6 separate regions of the Homo sapiens genome follow, and regions 1, 2, 4, 5 and 6 are each linked to region 3. Evidence: chromatin loops called from intact Hi-C (ENCODE). Cell type or tissue: heart left ventricle. All regions are shown on one strand.

The links. Peaks named below come from ENCODE experiments on the same cell type or tissue, not always from the same donor. Only the 100,000 strongest peaks of a DNase experiment are listed, where the experiment ranks them.
Region 1: a loop joins it to region 3, with 2.8 times the contacts of the local background. A loop is called at or near these places in 26 of 110 quality-filtered maps.
Region 2: a loop joins it to region 3, with 2.0 times the contacts of the local background. A loop is called at or near these places in 2 of 110 quality-filtered maps.
Region 4: a loop joins it to region 3, with 2.8 times the contacts of the local background. A loop is called at or near these places in 21 of 110 quality-filtered maps.
Region 5: it touches region 3 in a loop (2.5-fold over the local background); 21 of 110 quality-filtered maps call a loop at or near these places.
Region 6: a loop joins it to region 3, with 1.8 times the contacts of the local background. A loop is called at or near these places in 15 of 110 quality-filtered maps.

The regions. Positions count from the first base shown.
Region 1 is chr21:38,820,730-38,824,729 of GRCh38, reverse strand. It overlaps ETS2 (ETS proto-oncogene 2, transcription factor), which reads right to left. Exons shown (of 10, transcript NM_005239.6): 9 at 3,026-3,144; 10 at 1-2,056. The coding sequence ends at 1,841. Among named protein-coding and RNA genes, the nearest start is that of ETS2, 17 kb to the right of the region's middle. RefSeq lists an enhancer at 1,792-2,329. In heart left ventricle, no CTCF peak of the experiment used is centred here; a DNase peak (open chromatin) is centred at 1,816; H3K27ac peaks cover 2,770 bases.
Region 2 is chr21:39,059,804-39,063,803 of GRCh38, reverse strand. The region is part of intron 3 of LINC02943 (long intergenic non-protein coding RNA 2943); the gene reads left to right. Among named protein-coding and RNA genes, the nearest start is that of LINC02943, 23 kb to the left of the region's middle. RefSeq lists an enhancer at 930-1,512. In heart left ventricle, no CTCF peak of the experiment used is centred here; a DNase peak (open chromatin) is centred at 1,973.
Region 3 is chr21:38,910,723-38,914,722 of GRCh38, reverse strand. The region is part of intron 2 of ETS2-AS1 (ETS2 antisense RNA 1); the gene reads left to right. Among named protein-coding and RNA genes, the nearest start is that of ETS2-AS1, 26 kb to the left of the region's middle. RefSeq lists an enhancer at 1-303. In heart left ventricle, no CTCF peak of the experiment used is centred here; DNase peaks (open chromatin) are centred at 1,182 and 1,512; H3K4me3 peaks cover 656 bases; H3K27ac peaks cover 2,817 bases.
Region 4 is chr21:39,003,290-39,007,289 of GRCh38, reverse strand. It overlaps LINC02940 (long intergenic non-protein coding RNA 2940), which reads left to right. Exons shown (of 7, transcript XR_007067867.1): 3 at 506-1,630. Among named protein-coding and RNA genes, the nearest start is that of LINC02940, 14 kb to the left of the region's middle. In heart left ventricle, no CTCF peak of the experiment used is centred here; DNase peaks (open chromatin) are centred at 339 and 2,289; H3K27ac peaks cover 3,890 bases.
Region 5 is chr21:38,742,652-38,746,651 of GRCh38, reverse strand. It overlaps LINC00114 (long intergenic non-protein coding RNA 114), which reads left to right. Exons shown (of 7, transcript NR_027065.2): 3 at 236-353. Among named protein-coding and RNA genes, the nearest start is that of LINC00114, 29 kb to the left of the region's middle. In heart left ventricle, no CTCF peak of the experiment used is centred here; no DNase peak of the experiment used is centred here; H3K4me3 peaks cover 824 bases; H3K27ac peaks cover 300 bases.
Region 6 is chr21:39,087,135-39,091,134 of GRCh38, reverse strand. No RefSeq gene overlaps it. Among named protein-coding and RNA genes, the nearest start is that of LINC02943, 4.6 kb to the right of the region's middle. In heart left ventricle, a CTCF peak has its summit at 2,039 (motif pointing left); a DNase peak (open chromatin) is centred at 3,804; H3K4me3 peaks cover 900 bases; H3K27ac peaks cover 2,692 bases.

The sequences.
Region 1 (4,000 bases), 90 kb after region 3:
TTTGGCAGCAAGATGTTCCCAGTCACATGTCTGTTTATATTATAAACAGATGTCCAAGTGATAAATACATCCCTCTTGAGAAAAACATCCTGTGCTTATGTATACTGGGAATGGTCTTTTGTGGGTATTGAGGCAGCGCAGCTCTGGCTTTGCTCTTCCCAGCTTGCCCGGCCACCCGATTCCTCAGTTTCATCACAGGAGGATTCTTTACAGATGTCAGCCACCCGTCCAAGGCCACGCAGCTAGTAAACAGACAAGCCTGTCGGACTTTGAAACCAACTTGACCGGGTCATTTATAAAGGCCGGGAATACACATGACTCAGGTGCTCTTTTGAAACGACTACAAAAGTCTCCATTTTGATCAAAACGTTTTCTCCGAATGAATGGCTCCGATGCTTTCTCTTTCCCATCTTAAGTCCCCGCTCTGTGCCTCAGAATAGTCTGTGTCCAAGAAAATAAGAATCACGTCATCTTGCTGTGGACACTGAGCAAAAAGGAGCAGCATGCTATTAAGATGGTTGAGACACACGAGTGAACAAAGATGGGACAAACTGTGCTTCGTTCAAGAGGTTTCATCAAGACCCCTACCGCCCCCCGTCCTTCAGCTCTGTACAGTAACTTTAACTTTACATAGAGCTGAGATAAAAATAAAGCTTTCTTACAAATTACATTTTTTTTCCAGTGAATTACTTTTGCAGTAAAAATAGCTGCTACATAAATCCCTCCTGATCTCTGAAAAGGAGTTGCATATTTCCAAAAATAATATTCTTATTTTAATCACACAGAAGAACGTGGAGCACAGGAAGGAAATGGCTGGGTGGTCAGAGAGAGGTGAGCTGTCGGAGAAACACAGTTAAACTAAAAAATAAAATCCATTTTGTGTATAAACTGACTTAAACGCATGCAAAGAAGTGGAAAACATATGCCATTTGTCAAGAAAAATACTGCTTTATAGCTTTTACTTTACAATTAAAGGAGAAAGCAGAGGCCAGATATAAGCCCAGATAATAACATTTAAGTTTCTCATAAAAACTCCCAAATGTACAAAGTCCTTGCCAGACAACCAAGGCAAGAAAACCCCCCAAAAACAAACAAACAAACAAACAAAAAAACACAAAAAGCAGGGATTACCCCCCACAGGCCTTATCCCTGTAAGTCTATTAAATGTAAATAATACATACTTTACAACTTCTCTTAGTCGGCCCTTGGCAGATTAAATCTTTGCAAAATTCCATATGTGCTATTGAAAAATGAAATAAAACCTCAGATGTCTGAATTCTTATTTCAAATACAGTTATATAATTATTTTAAATTACAATATACAATTTCTGTTAAATACAACTGTTAAGGGATTCTGAGAACAATTATAAGATTATAATAATATATACAAACTAACTTCTGAAATGACATGGTTGTTTCCTTCCCACCCTCCTACCCTCTCAAAGAGTTTTTGCATTTGCTGTTCCTGGTTGCAAAAGGCAAAAGAAAATCTAAAAATAGTCTGTGTGTGTCCACGACATGCTCGCTCCTTTGAGAATCTCAAACAGCCAGAACCATCCCGTCCCACGGACTGCCAGGCGCCAGGACGGCTTCCTGGTGCCTCTTTCTCGACCATTTTCACTTAAAAGCACTGTGAGTAGAATTAGCTGTGCCGTTGCTGCCACAAGGGAGGCAGCCTGGTCAAGAGGCGTGGTTTGGGATGCAATAAGGCCACTGCTTCTTGGCCACTTTCCTGGACATTTTCAATCCTGCCTTTCCTGGGTCCTCGGAGCAGCTGGTCAGGATGGGCTTCCCACTCAGTCCACGAGCCTGGGGCCGGCTCAGGGTGGTCCCGGCGACCTCAGTCCTCCGTGTCGGGCTGGACGCCCAGGATGGCGTGCAGTTCCTCGGGCGTGAACCCCAGCAAGTTCTGGAGGTCGCACACGAAGCGGTACACGTAGCGCTTCCCCGACGTCTTGTGGATGATGTTCTTGTCGTAATAGTAGCGTAAGCCCCGGCTCAGCTTCTCGTAGTTCATCTTGGGCTTATTTTTCCTCTTTCCCCACCGGCGGGCCACCTTTGGTGAACATGGATGGAAAAGAGTTAAACTCAATTTGTCAATGAAGAAAAAGTGAATGACATTCCTCCCTGATTATGATTCTGAGGCATGTTCACTCTAGAGAGAACTTGACACCTACACAAGGTCCGCAGGAGGACCTTTTGAGTACCTCTGAGTACCTTTGAGTACCTATGGTAGGGGCACTGTGTCCCCAAGGGGCAGAACCACTGGGGAATGAGGTCCCTGCTCCCTGGCCCCAGCTCAGTGAAACCTCCTGGGAGCCAAGGGTTCAGAGCCAGGAGGGTCCTGAGACCAGGGAAAGGTGGTGTCACCCACCCTCCAGGCTGGATATTCCAACTACTGAAGTTAACAGGTGCCGAGTGGGATTCTGAGCTGTGTGATATACTCATTCCTCAATGCTTGTCTCCCAAGGGAACTGGAGGCGGGGTGGGAATGGTGACAGATTACGCTCCCCAGTGCCAGAGACCAAGGGCTTCTCTCTAACGCTTTTCTGGCGGGGTTGGTATCCCACCTGCCCTTGGCCTTCTCCTTTAGACAGGGCTCCTGGTTCTAACTCTGCAGGGCTGGGGTCAACACTGCTGGGCTCAGCTAAGGAGTGGACAGAAGGCTGGCTCGGGGCCACATGAGGCTTGTTCCCCCGATGGACAAGGGCAGCCTTCCTAAGGCATTTTCAGATGGTCAGCAGAGAACCTCAGTTTGCAGCTTGGGCCTCTTGATCAGACAACTGATCAAGACAGTGAAATCTGTGCAACGCCCTTGTATGAAGCATACCCAGAAAACACTGTACACGTTTATCAACAAAGCAATGACTCCACTTCCATTTTCCCAACAGCCAAGGATGCCTCACGTGGAAAGATTCTCAGCAGTACTGGTGAACCCTTTTTTGTGCCCAAAGAACTGAGTTTTTGAATGCAAGCAGGAAATCAGGTTTTCAAGCCCAGAGATTTCCCAGGGCTCTGGCCATACCTCATCGGGGTCGGCGAGCTTAAACTCCCATCCGTCTCCAGTCCAGCTGATGAATGACTGGCAGGATTTGTCTGATAGCAGCTCCAGGAGAAACTGCCACAGCTGAATAGGTCCACTTCCTGCGGGGAGAGGGAGGGAGACGGATCATACCCTTTCACAGATGTAAAATACAGCAAGTCTTTAACCATCCTAATTGTACATGCTGATTTAGGAATGCAGACCCAACTCTCTGAATGGGGTTCCGATGTTACACTCAGGGTGGCACTCAAGGTGTTGGTGACAGTACTAAGTGCTTTAACGGGATGGGGCGGGGCACCAAATGTGAGTTCCTGCTCCACACTGCCTACTCCTAGAAAATAAGGTCACTAGGCGAGACACTCTTCCCCTTGATTGCTAGGTTTGTTCTTTCTGGAAGAAAGTTTAGGGCCACCAACTCTTGGCATTAAAATTCCCCATCTGGTTTAATTGTTCCTTATGTAAAAACCTTCAAGGTTTTTTTCTAGAAACACCCAGTGGGGCAGAGATGGGGGTGGCTGAGGGGGTGTTTCATCACAGAATGAGGCGTGTCATACGTGGGATCCCATGCCACCTTCCTGCCAAATGACCATGTGTAAATTGCTTAATGTGAGCCCGGTTTACTCAATAGCCACGCGGGGTCACACCCGTTGCCTCACAGCCTCTGTCTGGTGAAGCATGCTTTGCCAAGAGCTTCTCGTCCACCTGTCCTCGATTGACATTTAGAACTACCACCTTGCAAAGCAGGTGTCAGTGTGGTTCTGTTCTAAAGAGGAGGGATAAGATGCGGCTCAGAGGCCAGGTGCCTTGTCCTGGATCACACGCCCATCACAGCAAACAGGAGAAGAGCCTAGATCTTCCGACCCTAAGCCCAACCTCTTTCTACCAAATAGCTCTTCCTCAGAAACGCAATGGCCGTTATCAATAAAGCTTTGCTGTAAAGCACGGGACAGGCATTCT
Region 2 (4,000 bases), 150 kb before region 3:
TGATGACAGTTGTGAGACACCAGCCTATGTGGCTGTCTTAAATCTACCACAAAAGGTGTATATTTTTGGTTACCTCTCTATTAATACTTGTATATAATAATCATCCTATCTCTCTTTTCTTTTTGCCTATGGTCTCTCAGTTCCCTATTGTGAGCAATATTGAAAGCAGCTATAACCTCTTCTTCTCTTTCTCCTACCTCTTCTCCAGCATCTGATTTGAAAAACATCCTTTTATTCCTGGTTAATACCTGTAAGGCAATCAGGAGGTTTATTCTACTCTTTATATGCACTTCCCATCATTCCACCATTTGATAGGGTTGTTCTGTGTCTCACTCTCAGAGCATAACGCCATTGCCAGCCACACTCTCTCCATCATAACCATCACTCATCCTTAGTTCTGCAGGTAAGTGTGGCATTTAATGCTCACCGCCACTACTCACATCCGTGGCTCTCTACTCTTTCTGAATACACCTGTACAATATTTTCGGGCACCTGTCATGAGGTAGAAGTGAGAAAGACGTGTCCTCTCTGAGAAGGCTCCGCATCCCTCTACATCTCTTGCTGCTCCCACCGTTGTTCTCCATCTCCAGACATGACACCTGGTGGCTCTTGGTTGACCTTGACTGGCTCGGAGGGTGGAAGCTGGATGCCACTGTGTGGCACACTGGGACACTCCATCCAGCAGCCCTGCTGCCTGTCCCCATGCACCAGCTTCCTTCCTACCTTCCCCACTGCTGCTGGCACCACAAACATGGGGCTGGAGAGGCGAGTGAATGGAGCAAGGTGAAATAGCATTGGAGAGGTGGGCGTGCAGCCTCGGAGCACAATTCTATGGACAAGAACACTGCCTCTAAGTCCAGGATCTGGTGAAAGCGAGGGTGCAAGATGTTTGCAAATTAAGTAAGACACAGGCAGTAAGGGAAGGCTGAGATGAATGCAGAATGGGGTTAGCGAGCTGCAGGTTGTCATGGTGCAGCGATTTTCTTAGGCGATGACGGGGCCCTGCCCAGATTCCCCAGCTGCGATGCTCAGGAACTCAGGGGGAGAAAGGTGACCAGGTCTCATGGAGAGGATTAATGTGCGGAACACGCAGCCGCTCCAGATCCCCTGGAGAGGATCTCGTTCCCGTGAAGCTGGCAGCTCCCGGAGGGCTGAGTGCTTGTTTCTGCTCTCACTGTGTTAGCTGCCTACAAGCGTCCCCGCTGGCCTTTGCCTTACCGCCTCGAGACTACTGCTACCCTGAGCATCTTTCGTCTCAGGTATGGGCAGGAAGGAGTGGAGGCTCATCCAGGATCCCTGCACATGGCCTGAGGCCTCATGGCCTCAGCTGCCCACACTGTGTGTGACTCTCAGCCTGACTCACCCTAAAGCTGGTGCCTTCCTGTGGGTCTCATGTTCTGCCTGCAGCGGCAGGGCTGGGCTGGGCTGCAGCCCTCCCCCGTGCTGGTGAGCCTGTGTGTTGGAGGCCTCAGGCCAGGTAGCTCCTGGGTGCTGGTCACCTCCATGCCTGCCGTGGGCAGCTGTGGGTAGAACGTCTGGGATCAGGCATGGGGACTCATGTGTGGGGACCCCGCAGAGGGGGGCCGTGGCCTGCAGGCTTCCCCAGGCTCTAGGAAGGGTGAGGAGGGGAAGGAGAATGGGGCTCACTGCCTGGGAATTCATCACCTCTCTCCTGTCTGACCAGCGCTGTGCTATAGGAAGTGGCCCCACTGTCCTGGCCCCAAGGGACCAGGTCTCATTAGGAAGGTGAGGTCGGCCCATGCATGGAGTTACATACCTGGGGAGGCCAGCAGTGTGGAAACTGCCCAGGGGCACATGGGGATGCAGGAAGTTCGTCCCCTGGTGGTGGCTCATCCGGTCCCATCTAGCAGGAGTGGGTGATGCCTTCAGATGACAGCAGCTCTGCAAGCGTAGACAGCAGCCTGTCCACGCAGAGCTGGGGGTGGCCTGGCCATGTGAGAGGCGGGCAGAGGGCTTGTCCCTCAGGTCAAATGAGACGCCAGGTCTGGGGAGTCTCAGAGCGGGTCACACTGACGCCCAGCTGCTCTCGTCCATCCCTCGTCCTCTGCTCCTGTTCTGAGGATGATGGTGGGGTCATGTGAACCCAGCCAGTGAGCTAAGGCCTTGTTCTGAAGCCTCATTGATGAGCTCCTCCATGGGGTGACTGAGACTCTATGGGCCGAACCATACCACGGTCCCCAAATGGCTTGGAAAATGCGTTGATTCCTCTATTACATCTTCCTCCAGCTCTGTCACACTGCAAGCTGTGGATTTTAGCTCCTTCTGAGTGAGGTGCCTTTCAGTCCAGCTGGTGGGGGGTGGCGGTGGTGGTTCCAATCAGGGCACATTGATCACAAGCCTCCCAGTTTGGAAAACCAAACTGTTGGTGCAGAAATAGCAAAGGTTCTTAAACCCTGTTGGTGGGATCTGGAGAGGGGCTGAAGATGGGCTGAGCAGTAAGTGGTCCTTCAGAAACCACCGAGAGAGACAGCAGAGGTAGTGCTGACGGGCTGTGTCCCTGTGCCTGTTGGTCAGCCCTGCTCCGTCCTCCTGCTTCTATGAGCCCCTCCTCTGGGTTCCCCCCTGTTGGTGGGTGTCCGCAGCCCCTGTGCCTTGGGGACAGCCCAGGCAGATGGGACAGCAGGTTCTGTGCATGGGCCTGAGTGACCTGCTGCCTGTGTCTGACATTGCAGGCTGGCTCCAGGCTGCTCTGGGGGTGCTGGAGGGGAAATGGATGAGCAGGAGGCTCGGGGACCCTGCAGAGGAAGGTGAGGGCCCTGCAGATGCCCCGTCAAAGCTGGGATGGGTGTCTTTCAGCAAGCCTGCAAGCTGTCACCTGCTCCCAGGGAAAATAGGAATCCCAAGTTGCGGCTGTCACAGCAGGACCAGCTGGGGACAGGTCACCGAGAAATTCTAGCTGCAGGACAGCTGACAGGTGATTTATTCCGGGAGGGAACATATTGTGACTTATCCCTGTGGTTCCACACCAAGAGAGGCTACGAATATGGGCCTCGCAAAGGGCAGAGTGGAATGATGCTCTAGGAAATTCAGAGGTGGAGTGAGGGATTGAGTGTGTGTGTATGTGTGTGCATGCATGTGTGTGCACGTGTGTGTGTGTGTGTGTGTGTAAAATGCCCTTTAACTGCCTTTCCCCTGGGTTGAATGTTGTTGGTTGAGATATAATTTGTGTGGGTCTCAAATTTTGATATTTGAGTGTGTGTGTATGTATGTGCATGCATGTGTGTGCACGTGTGTGTGTGTGTGTGTGTGTGTAAAATACCCTTTAACTGCCTTTCCCCTGGGTTGAATGTTGTTGGTTGAGATATAATTTGTTTGGGTCTCAAATTTTGATATTTCCAGTAATTGAACATAATTTGGAGTGTTTGCAATAAAGTTTCCACGTGTGTGCAGTGAGGTGAGAGTAGCGTGGAGCTGGACTGGATGCCCAACAGATCTGCAGTTTGGTTTCAGCTCTGCCACCATCGATCCTTGTGATCTTCAGCAGACAACTTGTGCTCTGTAAGCCTCAGCTTCTTCATCCATTAAATGGGGCAGCAACCCTTGTCTACCTCCCAGCACTGTTGGGAGTGGAGAAGGAGAGACCCTTGGGAGTTAGGACAGAGATAGATGGGCAGGGGCCGTGTCGCTCCCCATCTTAGCGTCTTTCTAAGTGCCGAACTTGGAGCTTTGCACGTTGCATATACTGGATAAGCATTTGCTGCATTACATTTTTATCCAGTTTTAGAAAGATTCCCTGAATAGCAACAGGTTAGAAAAGGAGAAAGCAGAGGCAGGACTAAAATCCATGCATTGGGTTGGACTCTTCTCTACCCACAAAGGTGGGTCTTGCTTCACAGAATTTTGACAAAGGGGCCTGGTTTAAACAAACCCCAAAACAGCCCAAAGTCTTCCTTTGGGACGGAGAAGCTGGCTGCATTCTCACCTTAGCTGGGTGTTTCCTGAAGCTTCCCAAATGGAGATCATTTGATCCATAAGGAAA
Region 3 (4,000 bases):
TCAATGTTGGTGAAGTTCTTTGAAGACACAAAGTGCTCCGTAAAAGCTGGTTCCCATCTTGCTGACAAAGGCGCTCCCTGAGCTCTGGCCCTTCTGATAGAGAGTGGGCTTCTGTGGTCCTTCCTCCCTTCTTCTTTATGGATGACGTAAATAGCTCCTCTCACTTACATTCTCCATGGGTGAGAACGCATGAGGAGAGAGAGACAGGGAGGGAGAGACAGAGAGACAGAGAGAGACAGGGAAGGAGAGAGAGAGAGGGGTGTGTGGGATGTGTGTGAAGTGTGGTGTGTGTGGTGTGTATGTGGGTGTATATGTGGTGCATGTGTTGTGTGTGATGTGTGTGCTGTGTGTGATGTGTTTTGTGTAGTGTGTGGTTTGTGTAATGTGTTTGTGTGGTGTGTGCAGTGTGTGGTTTGTGTTGTGTGTTGTGTATGTGGTGTGCGCTGTGTGGTTTGTGTGGTATGTGGCATGTGTTTGTATGTGTGTGGTATGTGGTATGCATTTGTATGTGTTGTGTGTGGTATGTGTTGCATGTTGTGTGTGGTATGTGGTGTGTGTTGTGTATATTGTGTGTTGTATGTGGTGTATATTGTGTAGTTGTGATGTGTGTTGTATGTTGTGTGTGGTTTGTGGTGTGTGTTGTGTGTGGTTTGTTGTGTATGTTGTATATTGTGTGTTGTGTGGTATGTTGTNNNNNNNNNNTTGTGGCGTGCGTGGTTTGTTGTGTGTGTGTTGTGTTGTATATTGTATGTTATGTGGTGTGTGTAAGTTGTCTGTAGTGTGTGTTGTGTATTGTGTGTTGTATATGTGTTGTGTATTGTGTCTAGTATATTGTGCTTGTTTGTAGTGTGTGTTGTATATTGTGTGTGGTCTGTTGTGTGTGTTGTGTGTATGTGTTGTATGTTGTTTGTGTTGTCTGTTGTGTTTGTGTTGTATGTGTTGTGTGTTGTATTTGTGTTGTATGTGTTGTGTGTGTTGTCTTTTGTCTGTTGTGTGCATGTGTTGTGTGTTGTGCGCAGTGCATGTTCGCCCTCCCTCCCTGGCAGCAGGGCTACCTGGCTGCGGTGCTCACTGCCCTGGGCGGTGGGCGGAGCGGTCCCTGGTGGGAGGGGACAGGGCTCTCCCGCAGGTGACTCCTGCAGCCTGAACTTTTGTTCTGGGAAGGCCACCCACGCTCCCCGCTCCCCGGCAGGCCGCCAGAGCCAGGGCCGCACGCCCACGCGGGAATCAGCCAGGCCGACATGAAAGCAATGCGCTTCCAAACTGGCAGAGGATTTAATTTTTTTTTTTTTCTTTCTCAAACAGCCCCAGTTGCTTCTCTTCTCCACGGTGATTTCTGCATACTTTATCCAAACCCCCTCCCCACCGCTGTTCAGTTTCTGGCTCCTCTTCCTGCCCGTGCTCTGAGGCCAGCTGGGGGCCTCCCAGGTGACTCCTGCTGCTGCTGTCACTGGACCCTGACGCTGTGCCGCACCCGAATTCCTCCGAATGGAGCCTTGGCCAGAGCAAGGCGTGCCGTGTAGAGGAGCGGATCTGAGCCTGGCAGGAGATCGCTAAAACCTTTGCCCTTCACACAAACGCGGAAGCACGGGGCGGGTGCTGAAGAGCCAAGCAAGTGTCCCCCATTTCCTTCCAAGGCAGAGCAGCAGCCCAGGGAGGCCCAGTTTCCATCGCGGCAGAAGGGCAGAAGAGTGGGGGAGGTCCCAGGACCACAGCCCAGGGGACACTCAGGATGCGCCAGGAAGGACATGGCAGACAGGCCCTTTAGGTGGAAAAGCAACCCTCAGCTGCCCAGAGAGCGGCCCCTCCAGGCCCTCCCCGCCGTCTGCAAAGCTCTTCAGCTGGGAGAGGAGGAAAGGGTTTGTTCTTGACCTCCTTCCTTTCCTTTCTTCTCCACTGTCCACCAGAGAGCAGGAAGACAGGCTGATGCTCTTGTTAAAGATGAAGGCATAATTCACATGCCATAAAATTCACCATTTTAACCATTTTAAGGTGCACAGTTCAGTGGTTTTGAGTGCATTACATTGTTGGGCAACCATCAGCATGGTCTAATTCCAAAACATTTCTGTCACTCCAAAAAGAAATCTTGTACCCATTAGCAGTCACTCCCCATTTCCCCCTACCCCCCAGCCCCCCGGCACCCACGAAGGTGCTTTCTCTGTTTCGAGGGATCTTCCTATTGTGGCAAATCCTCTGAATGGAATCATACAATATGTGGTCTTCTGCCACTGGCTTCTTTCACTGACCATAATTTTTCAAGGTTCACCCACGTTGTAGCATGCGTCAGCGCTTCATTCCTTTCCATGGCTGGACTGTATTTCATTGTATGTCTGGACCACATTCTGTTTCTCTAGTCATCAGTTGATTACTTACTTTTCAGGGCCCACTTAGCCTTTCTTCCCAAGGGCAGGGGCTCTGTTGTCCACTGTTTTGGAGTCTTCCAGCAGACTTGATGGAGTGTACCAGTGGTTTCCTTGCTGGGCAAATAACCAGAGGGTCCCTGGGTACGGGAATCTCTGAGTCCTGATCTTTGGCTCTGCTGCAGACCAGGTCACTGTATGATCTTTTAGCAGCCTCTTTACCTCACCTGGCCTCAGTTTCTTCATCTGAAAAATGAAGGGCTTGAAGCAGATGGTCTCTAACACTTCTCCTGGCCCAACACTTTAAGATGTTTCAGCAAAGCAGTGAAGAAGCAGCCTTCTGTGACCTTTCTGAACAAGGCAGAGGAAAGCAAGCTGTAGGCTGACATAGTTAGGTGATTCCATAACAAAATTGCGCTGTAAACAATCATCTGGATCAATCGACAGAAGGCACTTGCAACAGGTTCCCAGATGACAGAAAACTATAGGAATGACAGGGAAGGAATGATGGGGCAGATTAAAATGGAGAAATTTAACAGGGACAAATGTAAAAGTCGGACATTTTGCTCCAAAGTTCAACAGAACAGCTACCTGCTTTGTTGGATATGTTCAGGCAGTGTCCTTTATAAGAGTTTGATTGACTCTAAATGAATCTCATTATGAGTCACCATTGGGACAGGCTGCCAAAAGGCCAATGTGACTTCAGATTAAATCAATAGAGGTCTACTGGCTGAAACAAGGGAGGTGACATTATTGAGTCCATCCCTGGTGTATGTAGCTGCTACCCTCTGAGAAGGAGGCCCCCAATAGGAAAAGCCAGAGGGAGGATGGATAAGACATGAAGAGCTCTAGAACCATGGTTTGGTAGTAGGAGGGGCTCAGGGTTTGGGTCTTTAAAAGATAAGACAGAGAGTGCTGTTCACATCTGTGAAGGAACATGGCATGAGAAGGGGAGTTGACTTCCACCATGGGGACCTGCAGGGTGACTGGGGCTGGAAGATGATCAATTGTGACCCAGGACCAGGAAGAACTTCGCAGCAACAAAAGTCACAGGAAATGGAAAAAACTCCTGGTGAAGAACACAGACAGACACGGGGCTCCACTCATTAGGGGCGTGACTGGGGAGACCAAGTCACGACTTCGAGGGTCCTTTTCATCTTTGAAATAAAATGAATTGTGCTTAGATGGGGTGGGGCAGGGAGGTAGGGAAGCACCAATCACAGAAGAGTCGTAGGTACCTGGGATCAGCCTTCACTGGGTCCTGCCAGCAAAAGAATAGCTGCCCCTGCCCCAGTTTAGAGTTTAAATGCAAACTCTAAATGTTTAGTACCTGAAACTCCCAGAGGTAAATTACTTTCTGAGGCAATTGTGCATTCATCTGAGGCAATCAGCTATCTCTAAATCCACCTAAGCCCTCATTTGAATCAGATCGGGTGATTCACAGCAATTTGATGTCACTTTGAAAGCTGGTTTGTTGCCAAAACACCAGCCTGGTGCCCTTGATGACAGCCAGGCACAGGGCTGGGTTCTGCCTGGAATTGAAGAGGCTGGTGGGTGGGGGCGTCTTTGGCACCTTAAGAATTTTGAGAGGAGAGAAGGGAGCCCTGTGGCTGCTTTATGGTGTTAGGTCTGTAAACTGC
Region 4 (4,000 bases), 93 kb before region 3:
CAGAAACGATTCTGTTCTCTCTATACTTGTAAGGGTAATGAGGAAGTAAATGCAGGGAGGGGATTGTGAATGGCCAGATTTGGATTTTGAGTCCTTTTCTGCCTGGGATCCCCCTCTGTGAGGGGCCGTGGGCTGTGCACAGCTCTCTGGCCCCTGTTCCTTAGCTGGAAGGAGCTCTGCAGGGTGGGCTCCAGTGTGAGGCTCTGAATCTTCGCCATCAGCTGCTGGGAAATACAGGACCTTCTGCCAGCAGGGTCAGGCTGTCAGGGTTCTTGGCTGAGGAAAGAGGAAGCTGGAAGCTGGGTGGGACAGGGTGGGAGGTGCCAGGGCTTTGGCGTGAGTTTTCCTGTTATTCTATTCTGTTGGCTAGCTCCTAAATTTAGATTAGGTTAAAAAAAGAAATGTTTCAAGTACAAAGTGAGTTGAGCAGTCCCCTGGGGCAGCTAGCTGTGCTGTGGAGATGCACACAGCTTGAACTGACTCGATATTCTTTTTTTTTCATCAGGTGTCATCTTGCTGGAGGGCAGAAGGATTCCCTGGAACCTGGGGGCCAGCAGGACAGAGGAAACAGAAAGTACATGACCGATGATGTCTTTCGACCACAGAAAGGGCTGGAAGAAGCAGGGGACCTACTGTTTGAATAAACCCAGTGGAAAAACAGAAGCCCCATTTCATACTTGACTCAGCTCTTCAAGTTTAAATCTTGAATCTCCTCAACTACACGGAACAGTGTCTCTCCCAAGTCATCTGACACCCACTCTGTTCTCTGGATCATTCCTTCCTAGAGAACGTTGCTCTTGGAGGGCTGTGATCTGCTCTCACCCACTTGCCTTTCTGACCCACTGAGTGCATCTCAACAGTCACTTGGGGTGATCCGATCTGACCAGGAAGGGTTGGGTGGCTCGTGGAGCTTGGGAAGCACTCTCACTGTGGCGGTCCCCATTGGTGGTCATGGGGTTGCCACAGTGAGCTACGTTTCTACCCTCATCTCTCTATATGTTACCGTGGAATCTCTGACTGAGGACCCATGGGCTCACCCAATGTGATAAAGTCCTGAAGCTCAGCCGGGACGTCCGACCCCAGCTGCAGGACTTTCCAATAGACAGATGCATAGAACTTGAGAAGAAATCGACTTAGAAACCTGAAGTTGGAAAACTGGTTGCCTGACATTCTGTGCAAGACTGAATCTCTGAGAAATGAAGGCTGTGTAACTTTGGGACCATGTCTTTTCCAGCCTACATAGACCCCCAGGAAACTTTGCAGTTGTTCCCCAAGTATGGATGGAGTCAAACTTGATGTCCTTTCATCCCCCCATCCCATCCACTAATCCATATCCTTTGGAAATTTTAGAGTGCCGGGCCTCATGTAAATACACCAAAAACAATTTAAGTCATTTATGTTCTACTAAGCCAAGAGTTCTTTAGCGGTGGAAGAAGATGGGGTCTTACACGAATGGAAGGGTCTTGGCTATTTGCGTCGGTATCAACAGAAGGACTAGACGCTTGCACTAAAAGAAAAAGCTGAGGGATGGGGGCAGGAAGCGGGAAGCTGGGACCCAAGCCCCACCTTCCTGAGTTGGAAGGTGACAGGTAGACTCCTGCTTGTTTGCCAGAGAGGCCTGGCAGAGGAGGTGAGTACACGACATTGCTAAGTGGATTGAGTAATGTCCCCCGCAAATTCATGTCTAACCAGAACCTCAGAATGTGGCTTTATTTAGAAGCAGGGTCTTTGCAGATGTTAAGTCAAGATGAGGTCATAGTGAATTAGAGTGGCCCCAAATCCAATGCCTGCTCTCCTTCTAGGAAGGGGAGAGAGACACAGGGAGAAGGCCGCGTGAAGCTAGAGGCAGAGATGAGGGCGGTGCAGCCACGGCCAAAGAATGCCGAGGATGGTGGCTGGGACAGGCAGGGAAGGTTCCTCCCTGAGCCTTCAGGGGAGCGTGGCCCTGCCACTGCCTTGTTGCCAGACTTCTGCCCTCCAGAACTATGAAAGGATAAATTTCTGTTGTTTCAAGAACAAAAGAATTAACACCTAGTTTGTGGTCATTTTTATAGCAGCCCTAGGAAATGCATACAGCTGGGGAGACCTTCTTCCAGGGACCTGCCTCTGAAAGCATAAAAGCAAGTGCCTTCCAGCATCTGGCAGGGTGATGGCCCAGCCTCGGCACTCCCCCACCCTCCTGCCAATCCCCCTGCCCCCCCGGGCCCCCCGCCTCCCCCCCCCCCCCGCCCGCTTCCTGCTCAAGGCTCTGTGGCTGCTGGCAAGGCCTCTGTAGGGAATAGGTTCAAGAGGAGGCCTGGCGTGGTGTCGGCCCATGGTCCATGCTGGACAGACAGCTTGGCTTACTGCGGTGGCCTTTTTCCTCTTTGTGAGCGTGTGCTGGAGAGAGAAAGGCAAGGGAGGAAGTAGAGGAGGCCGGGTCTGCAGAGCTGAGGAAACCGATGTAAACACTCTGAGAAACAGCCACTCAGCGGGTGTGAGAGTTGGCCTGAATGCCGTGGACAGGGCTCTACGGAGGGGGCTGGAGTGGGAGACCTTCGTCGTCACAGCTCTGCCCCTCACTATGTGACCCAAACAGGGTACACTTCCCAGCTGCCTCAGTCTCCTCATCTGAGGAATGGGCTGATTCACACAATATCACATCCGAGGGTGTGCTGAGGATGTCATACACATATCCCTGGCAAGGCTGCTGGGAGGACAGAGTGAGTGAGCAGGTGCAAGACTATTGTCTCTCTGGTCCGTGCTGTAAAACAGTAGCTGCTAGAGGATTGCAGTGATATTGTCGTTTCCTTAGTAACAGATGTTGCTGTTTGGGAAATTCCTACAGCCAACGGCCAAGCTCCTGGCATTTAATGCTGGTGTCTCCAAAGATTGGTTCTCATCTCTTGAGGGCTTGTTTTTAATGAGGGCACACTCGTGCCCCCAGAGCATGCAGGTTGATGTCACACGCAGCCCTGAATCACACTGTGGTACCGAATCACACTGTGGTACCACGTTTCCCTGACGTAAAGCTAGGAGAGGAACGATGTGACCATCCCAAATGTTCCAGTCACCCTGACCTTTAACCCTGGATTCTAAGAAGGCTCCAGATGTTTTTTGTGGTTAGAGCTCCCAGAAAATGACTCCTTCCTCTATGAGACATTATCTGATGACAAGAAGATTCTGAGCAATGTGGGGGAGTGAGAATATTTTCATAATATCTGCCATTAGAATGACTTAGAAATGGAAGACCCAGGTTCAGAAATTAGGATCCCATGCACACTGTACTCTTGTGAGGAGGTGCAGAAGTTATCTCTTCCCTTGGTAATCCTCTTTCTTAGAACTCGGATATTTATCAACCACCTAACTGGCTGCTTGAAGGATGGACACCTTTTTTTGTTTTGCAAAGAAAGGAAGTTGCAAAAGGTCACAAAGCAACTCCATATCCTTTGGAAATTTTAGAGTGCCAGGCTTCATGTAGATAAACCGAAAACAATTTAAGTCTTTTATGTTGTACTAAGTCAAGAGTTCTTTAGCAGTGGAAGAAGATGGGGTCTTACATGAATGGAAGGGTCTCGGCTATTTGCATTGGTATCAAGAGAAGGACTAGATGCTTGCTCTAAAAGAAAAAGCTGAGGGATGGGGACAGGAAGCGGGGAGCAAATCTGAGACTGAATAAATGTAAATAAAAGAGCTAAGATTGTTGAGCAGGTGCTAGGAGCTGGGTCAGATTTTATTCCCAAGAAATCTTAATTATTCTGCCTCCTCCTAGATAGGGAACGTGTTGCTTACCTTTGCATCCACACCTGGCTCGCACCAACCATGCAACCAATAATTGTTCATCTGATGAAGGTTGTCAAAGGCTTGGACAACCCTTCAGTAACTCTTTAAGGGAAACCACCCACCCATTTCATCTTATCGGCTTGGCTTTCAGTATTTATCATGTCAGTGACTCTTTATCCCAGACCCGAGGTTGATTTTGGTCACCTGGCGGGGTCATTAGAGCCGTGATGTCATCACA
Region 5 (4,000 bases), 170 kb after region 3:
TTTGGGTGGGGACACAGAGCCATACCATATCAGCACATTACCAAAAGGTTTTGTGCCTCAATTTCCTCTTTTGTAACATGTGTGTGGAATTAAATATACCTGCTCACAAGATCACCATTAGGGTTAAATGAGGTAACGTAGATAAAACATTTACGACAGTGCCTGGCATATAGTAGGAGCTTGGGATGTGGAAACTATTATTTTTATTATTTATTTATTTATTATTTTGAAACAGGGTCTCATTCTGTCTCCCAGGCTGGAGTGCAATGGCACAATCATGGCTCACTGCAGCTTCAACCTCCTGGGCTCAAGCAATCCTCCCACCTCAGCCTCCAGAGCAACTGGGACTACAGGTACATGCCACCATACTCAGCTAATTTTTAAATTTTTTTGTGGAGACAAAGTCTCACTATATTGCCCAGGCTGATCTCGAACTCCTGGGCTCAAGTGATCCTCCTGCCTCAGCTTCCCAACTACTGGGATTACAGGTATGAGCCACTGTGCCCAGCTTATTTTTACTATTTAAAATAGTGACTATGGGCATTTCCTAAGTACCAGGGCACTGCTGAGCAAACAATAGGTATGGCCTTATCCAATCCCCATAACATTCCTCAAAGGTGGTTCTAGAATCTCCATTTTACAGATGTGGAGGCTAAAATTTAGAGACAGATTTAACATGCTTATGGCCATGTTAGATCCAAGTTCATCTGACTCCAAAGGTGAAGCTTTTAATCACTGTTATATTTCTCCAACCGTCAAACTCTGAGAACATCTGGCTATAACTGTTCCTATATATATATATCGTTAAACATACATGTTCATTAAGGATTTTTTGGTTGTTTGTTTGTTTTTGTTTGTTTATGAGACAGAGTCTTGCTCTGTCACCCAGGCGGAATGCAATGGCACGATCTCAGCTCACTGCAAACTCTGCCTCCCGGATTCAAGCGATTCTCCTGCCTCAGCCTCCTGAGTAGCTGGGACTATGGGTATGCACCACCACGCCGGACGAATTTTGTAGTTTTAGTAGAGACGGAGTTTCACCATGTTGGCAAGGCTGGTCTTGAACTCCCTACCTTAGGTAATCAATCCACCTGCCTCGGCCTCCCAAAGTGCTGGGATTACAGGCATGAGCCACTGTGCCCTGCCCATTAAGTCTACATTATACCTAAATGATCTATTGTATAATGTGTCAGGTCATATCTATACCCATTTTTATATTGTAATTACGTAAGACCACAAGAACTTTTCTGTCCATATCCTGAAAAGTAGATCTCTACCCCGTGTTTATTCTTCAAGGTTTATATAAATTTAGGTGATAGAATGGGTGCTCTTATCATGAAATCATGAGCTTACCACCCTAAAATGACAGAAATAACTTAGTTCTGTAGTAATTTCTGGGCAGCTTCAGATTAGATTTCCTTCAATCTATTTTGAGGTGTAAATATTTCTCCTGGGGAATCATTGAGTTGGGCTTTCTAATTTGATTTGGCAGAAAAGGAAGTGGAGTCTTTCTGCCTCACAGGGAGCAAAGCATTTCAGTGCATTTGGGAGATATTTAGATATCTGTGTAGGTGTTTTTAATAAGTTAGTTCACCTAATTGTATTTCCTCTCCACTAAAGAAGAAAAGTCCTACCTTAATGGGTTTAATCTTCCTAAATTATTTTCTGGTTTTAATTGTGCTGTTTCCCACAAGCACCTAATTTAATTATAAGATTGTAACGCTTTTCTGTGAAAGGCTTGCTTGCACGTTGGGAATGCTGGGATTCAGTGTTTTGGGGAGGGGGGAGGAGTGCTTGTTCACTCTGTCAAGAGTGAGCAGGGGCCGGATGCAGTGGCTCACACCTGTAATCCCAGCACTTTGGGAGGCCGAGGCAGGTGGATCATGAGGTCAGGAGATCGAGACCATCCTGGCTAACACGGTAAAACCCCGTCTCTACTAAAAATACAAAAAAAAATTAGCCGGGCATGGTGGTGGGCACCTGTAGTCCCAGCTACCCGGGAGGTTGAGGCAGGAGAATGGCGTGAACCCGGGACGCAGAGCTTGCAGTGAGCCGAGATCACGCCACTGCACTCCAGCCTGGACGACAGAGCGAGACTCCGTCTCAAAAAAAAAAAAAAAAAAAAAAAAAAGTGAGTAGGAAAAATGCCCGAACACTTAGCTGCCTCAGTTGTTCAGGTCTTTGCGAAGTTTGCAATGTGAGAGGGCCAGACCCAGACAGGTGCTGTGAAGGACCACAGCCCTGTCCCGGGATGCGTCCGGTCGTAAGCTGCAGACGCACACTCCGAGGGCTGGGATCGTCCTCTGTTGCCAGGAAGCAGCTTCACTTCAAAAGCCATTTACTTTTGCACAAATAATAATAAATCAACTGACCTATAACCCTGCAATGAATTCAGGAAATGTGTGTTCCCACTAAACAATTAGTGTCCTGGAGTGACATATCGAGCAGTTACTTTTGCAACAGCTTTTAAAGACATTATACTATACGCAGAATAAGAAAGAAGGAAAAGGAATTACGTTTTTTTTTACCGTAGTGGGGAAAAGACGGATCTTTTTGCAGTGGGAGGGTTTTAGCTTATAGGAAATTCACTCTCAAGAGCAGCTTCCAGCCTTTGAGATGCCCAGGTATGCAGGAAGCTCAAGCCAGCTTGGCTCAGTGGCTCCAGCGTGCCTCTGGTCAGTTCCTCATGCAAAAGGAGCCGCTTTGGATTGGCCCAAGAATGGGGCTGCGGGCATGCAGAGCACACCGGGCTTCTGAGAGAAGGGAGGAAGGTATCTGGTAGATCCCTCCCATGGCATGTCCAGTGTGTGCATGAAAAGCGTGATTTGGGGCTGGGCGTGGTGGCTCATGCCTGTCATCTCAGCACTTTGGGAGGACGAGGAGGATGGATCACGATGTCAGGAGTTCAAGACCAGCCCAGCCAGTATGGTGAAACCCCGTCTCTACCGAAAACACAAAAATTAGCCAGGTGTGGTAGCACGCACCTGTGATCCCAGCTACTCAGGAGGCTGAGGCAGGAGAATCACTTGAACCCAGGAGGCAGAGGTTGCGGTGAGCCGACATCGCGCCACTGCACTCCAGCCTGGGAGACACAGTGAGACTCCGTCTCAAGAAAAAAAAAAAAAGCATGATTTCAGAACAAAAAGCAAAGAAGGAAGACCAGGAGAAAGAAAAATGCCAACATTTTAACTGGTGGGATTCCCAATAGTTGTTTTCTTCTCTGAATTTTCTAATCTGAAAATAATTTTTAATAATTATGGCCATGCATCATTGTGTAGGTGAGTGTGTGTGGAAGAGACAGAGAATGAGAGAATGAGAGAGAGAGACAGAGACAGACAGAGAGAGAGACAGAGACAGACAGAGAGAGAGACAGAGACAGAGAGAGACAGAGAGACAGAGAGAGAGACAGAGACAGAGAGAGACAGAGAGAGAGACAGAGAGAGACAGAGAGAGAGAGAGAGAGAAAGAGAGAGAGAGAATGAGAGAGAGAGAGAATGAGAGAGAGAATGAGAGAGAGAGAGAATGAGAGAGAGAGAATGAGAAAGAGAGACAGAGAGAGAGAATGAGAGAGACAGAGAGAGAGTGAGAGAGAGAGACAGAGAGAGAGAGAATGAGAGAGATAGAGAGAGAATGAGAGAGAGAGAGAGAGACAGAGAGAGAGAATGAGAGAGAGAGAGACAGAGAAACAAAGCAAGATGGCTATCTTGACTGATGATGACGATGACATTTTTAGTTTAAATAAATTTTAGAGGACACAAGTTCCCTACAAGAAAAAAGTACCAAATATAATAATGAATTCTAGGTTCTTCCATATTAGGTAAAGAACCTGTACACATCATAGTTTTGTTGTCATTTTTTCCTGAAGCAGCATTCCTTAGAAGCATTCCTAAGGGGTCTGTTCTTTAGCAAGAGTCCAAAGATGTGTTCCATGAAAAAAATATGAGAAGTTTGGAAAATAATCACCTGCTGGTGACTCCTTCATTTATTTATTAATAAGTAT
Region 6 (4,000 bases), 180 kb before region 3:
CCTCCTGGGTTCAAGCAATTCTCCTGCCTCAGCCTCCCGAGTAGCTGGGACTACAGGCGCCCGCCACGACGCCCGCCTAATTTTTGTATTTTTAGTGGAGATGGGGTTTCACCATGTTGGCTAGGCTGGACTCGAACTCCTGACCTCAGGTGATCCGCCCACCTCAGCCTCCCAAAGTGCTGGGATTACAGGCGTGAGCCACTGCACCCTGCCAAACACAGATGTTTTTGAGCCTGAGATTTTCTCATAAAATGGAGAGATTCTTCCTTTACTTATTTTGCTGGTGTGTTTTGAGGATCAAATTAGCTACTCTGGGTAAAAATACTGAAAAACAGCCTATTTCAATATTGAATATGGGCAGTGTTGTTCTTATTAAAGGGAACTAAATCTAGTTCCTGTTGTAAGTGAATGCATCTTTTCTTCATAGAAACGTATCTTTCCCCTCCCAGGTTGCTGATGGAAGGTGCACCTTCTGGAGGTTTTCTTGCCCCCGGATGTCCACTGAGAACCCCAACTGTGGCTTTGGGGGCTCCTCCTTCCTCTTACCCTCAACCTGGGACTAAACAGCCCTGAGACAATGCAAGAGACGTGCAAAGCCCTCTGTTCTAGGCCCAAGGGCAGCAAAACAGTGAGCATCACCGGCTCTGGACTGCCCGCTCAGAGGGAGCACTTCCCAGTCTTTGAAGGCCTCTGTGTCCAGGGGCTGCCACCTAGAACCAGGGGCCCTAGTGCCAGCTGTGGCCTGAGATAGGCCAGGTTGGATCCTGGCTCTGACATTTACCGTATATGTGAGTTTGGATGGGCCACTTAACCTTTTATAGTTTTATTTTCCTCATTTGCAAAAAGGGAATAATAATAAAACAACAACTTCCTTTTTTTTTTAGAGATGGGGTCCTGTTTTGTTGCCCAGGCTACTGGAGTGCAGTGGCACAATCACAGCTCACTGCAGCCTCAAACTCATGGGCTCAAGTGATCCTCCCACCTCAGCCTCTTGAGTAGCTGGGACTACAGGCATGTGTCATCACATCTGGCTACTTTTTAATTTTTTCAGAGATTGGGTCTCACTATGTAGTCCAGGCTGGTCTCAAACTCCTGTAGTCTCAAACTGGGACTACAGGTGTGAGCCACCATGCAGGGCCTAAACACAACTTAGAAAATTGCCATGAGGATCAGATAAAATCACATACAGCAAGTACCTAGTGTATGACTCTGTGAGGGCCACCTAACAAAATACCACGGACTGGTGGCTTAAGCAATAGACATTTGTTTCCTCCCAGTTCTGGAGGCTGGAGTCCAGGATCAAGGTGTGGGCAGGGTTGATTCCTCCTGAGGCCTCTCTCCTTGGCTTGTAGAAGGCCTCTTCTCCCTGAATCCTCACAGGGTTGTCCCTCTGTGTGTGTCTGTGTCCTAATCCCCTCTTCTTATAAGGACATCAGTCTTATTAGATTAGGGCCACCCAAATCCACCTGCTGAATGAGTTCCCTGGGCCTGCTGTAACAAACCACCACAACCTGGGTGACTTCGAACAGGGGTCCCCAACCCCGGGCCATGGACCAGTATGGACAAGAGGCGAGTGTGGGCGAGTGACCATTACCGCCTGAGCTCCACCTCCTGTCAGAACAGTGGCGGCGTTAGATTCTTATAGGAGGTTGCGCCTTATTATGAATTGTGAGGGATCTAGGCGGTACGCTCCTTATGAGAATCTAATGCCTGATGATCTGTCACTGTCTCCCATCACCCTCAGATGGGACTGTCTAGTTGCAGGAAAACAGGCTCAGGTCTCCCACTGATTCTTCATTCTTGTGAGTTGTGTAATGATTTCATTACATATTACAGTGTAATAATAATAGAAATAAAGTGCACAATACGCATCATGCCCTTGAGTCATCCTGAAACCATCCCCCCCGTGTGTGGAAAAATTGCCTCCTGCAAAACTGGTCCCTCGTGCCAAAAAGGTTGAGGACCGCTGGCTTAGAACACAGAAATTTGCTCCCTCACAGTTCCGAAGGCCAAAGTCAAGGTGTGGGCAGGGTGGCCCCTGCTGGCAGCTGCATGGGAACATGTATTCCAGGCTTCCCTCCTGTTCCTCATGACCTCCATCCTTGGCCTTCCTTGTATGGAACCAGCATCACTCCAGTCTCTGCCTCTGTCTTCACACGGCCTTGTTTGCAGGATCTCCTTTTCTGTCTCCTATGAGGACACGAGTCATTGGATTTAGGGCCCGCCCTCATCCAGGATGATCTCATCTAGAGATCTTTACCTTCACCCTTTTTCCGTTTAGAAAATAAAGTGCAGCTCACTGCCAGTACTCATTTTTTACATAAACATGCTCTTTGAGGCTGAAGCAAATCTGATGGATTTTCAATGTGAAAATAAAATACAAAAACTGTTCTTGGAGTTATTTCTGCACAGAACTAACATCAGAATCGTCTAAATCATCAGAATCATCTGTTTCGGAAGAATCGGATTCATCAAATGAATCTCTGGCCAATAACTGTTTTCAAGAACAATGTTAACATCACGTGCAGGAATGCGACGTTTTCTAGGATTTGACATTTTCAGCACTCGAGAATTACTATAGTTTTGTAAATGGAAATACCACTACTAAAACCAGAATGCTATAAATGGAATGATGTGTTTTGTTTCCAAAGTCAATACACTAGAGCGATTTGAAAATAATAATAAAAGCAAGGTATTTTGCAGCAAAGTTATCTTGGGGTAAATGCTGCTGGGGAGTATTCTTGGGCAAGTGGGAAAAGGGTTAATGATATCTACAAAGACCCTTATTCCAGTCAAGTCACATTTGGAGGTTCTGGGTGGACATATCTTCTGGGAGGGGGCACCATCCAACTCACGACACCCAGGTAGCTCCTACAAATGCTGACGTCAGGCTGCACCGAGGTCAATTACATTACAGTCCCTGGGGCTGGGATCCTGGCATGGGGCGTGTTTGAAGTTCTGGGTGATGCCCGAGAGCAGCCTGGAGTGCAGAAGTGAAAGGAGCCTTTGTATTTTCAGTTGCCTTTAAATGTCCGAAGAACCCATCCTGATACAGGCTCAGAGGAGACCCTCTTGGGGGAGGGGCTCAGTGTGATTTGTGCCCAGCCTTCCAGTCTTGTCTGGTTCTAATCGGATTGTGGTGGGGTGTGTGTGTCCTTTTCTGTAAATGAAGCACATGAGCGAGCAGTCGTGGCCACACCATGCCCCGGCTTCAGTGTAATGTGTTATTTCTGGCTTTCCTACACCGAGACAGCCTTGGCTTCAGCGAGGCGCTGTTTGTTGCAGCCGGGCAGGGCCGCTTTGTAATCTGAATCTCTGGTGGTCCCACGAAGGTCTGGAACAAAGCGCTTCTTCAGTCCTCGATGTATTCACAGTTTTCTCATAAGAAACCATGAAGTCAGTTTTGTTGGAGTTGTCAGCTGGGTTTCCAACAGAGTGCTTTTGATCCACAAAAGGGTTATTCAGTGCTCCCTTCAGTCTTAATTAGCTGTAGACCCTCCGGATGGCCGGCCCGGTGGGCCTGGAGTGCCCTTTGTCTGGTTTCTATCCAGCCCGCAGGCTGCGCCCTCCTCGGCGATGCCCGCTGGCAGCAGACCCCCGGCGGCAGCTCTGTCCCTGCTGCCCCGGCTCAGACCCCAGCTGGCTCCTCGTGGGGTTGAATCAGAGAGAATTTGAGCCTCAGACGTCAACTTGGGGATCAGCTTCCCAGAGTGCTGTCTCAAGCTGTTGGTCCTGGATCCGGTTCACTTTTAAGGAAGGGGGTGAGAGCCTGGCTGGAGCCCTGCACGGGGAGGGGCTGGCCCTGCCTAGAGACAGGACATGAGTGTCTGAGAGCACTGACCTGGCACCAGCATGAACTCTATTTTGGGCTTTGCCTTGCCCAGCTGTGGGGCCTAGGGCAACCTCTTGTCTGCCTGACTGTCCCCACCTGCAAGGTCATTATGACAGCAGTACCTATGTCGGGGCCAGTTGCATGGGATGTAGTTAGCTCCAGGGCCAG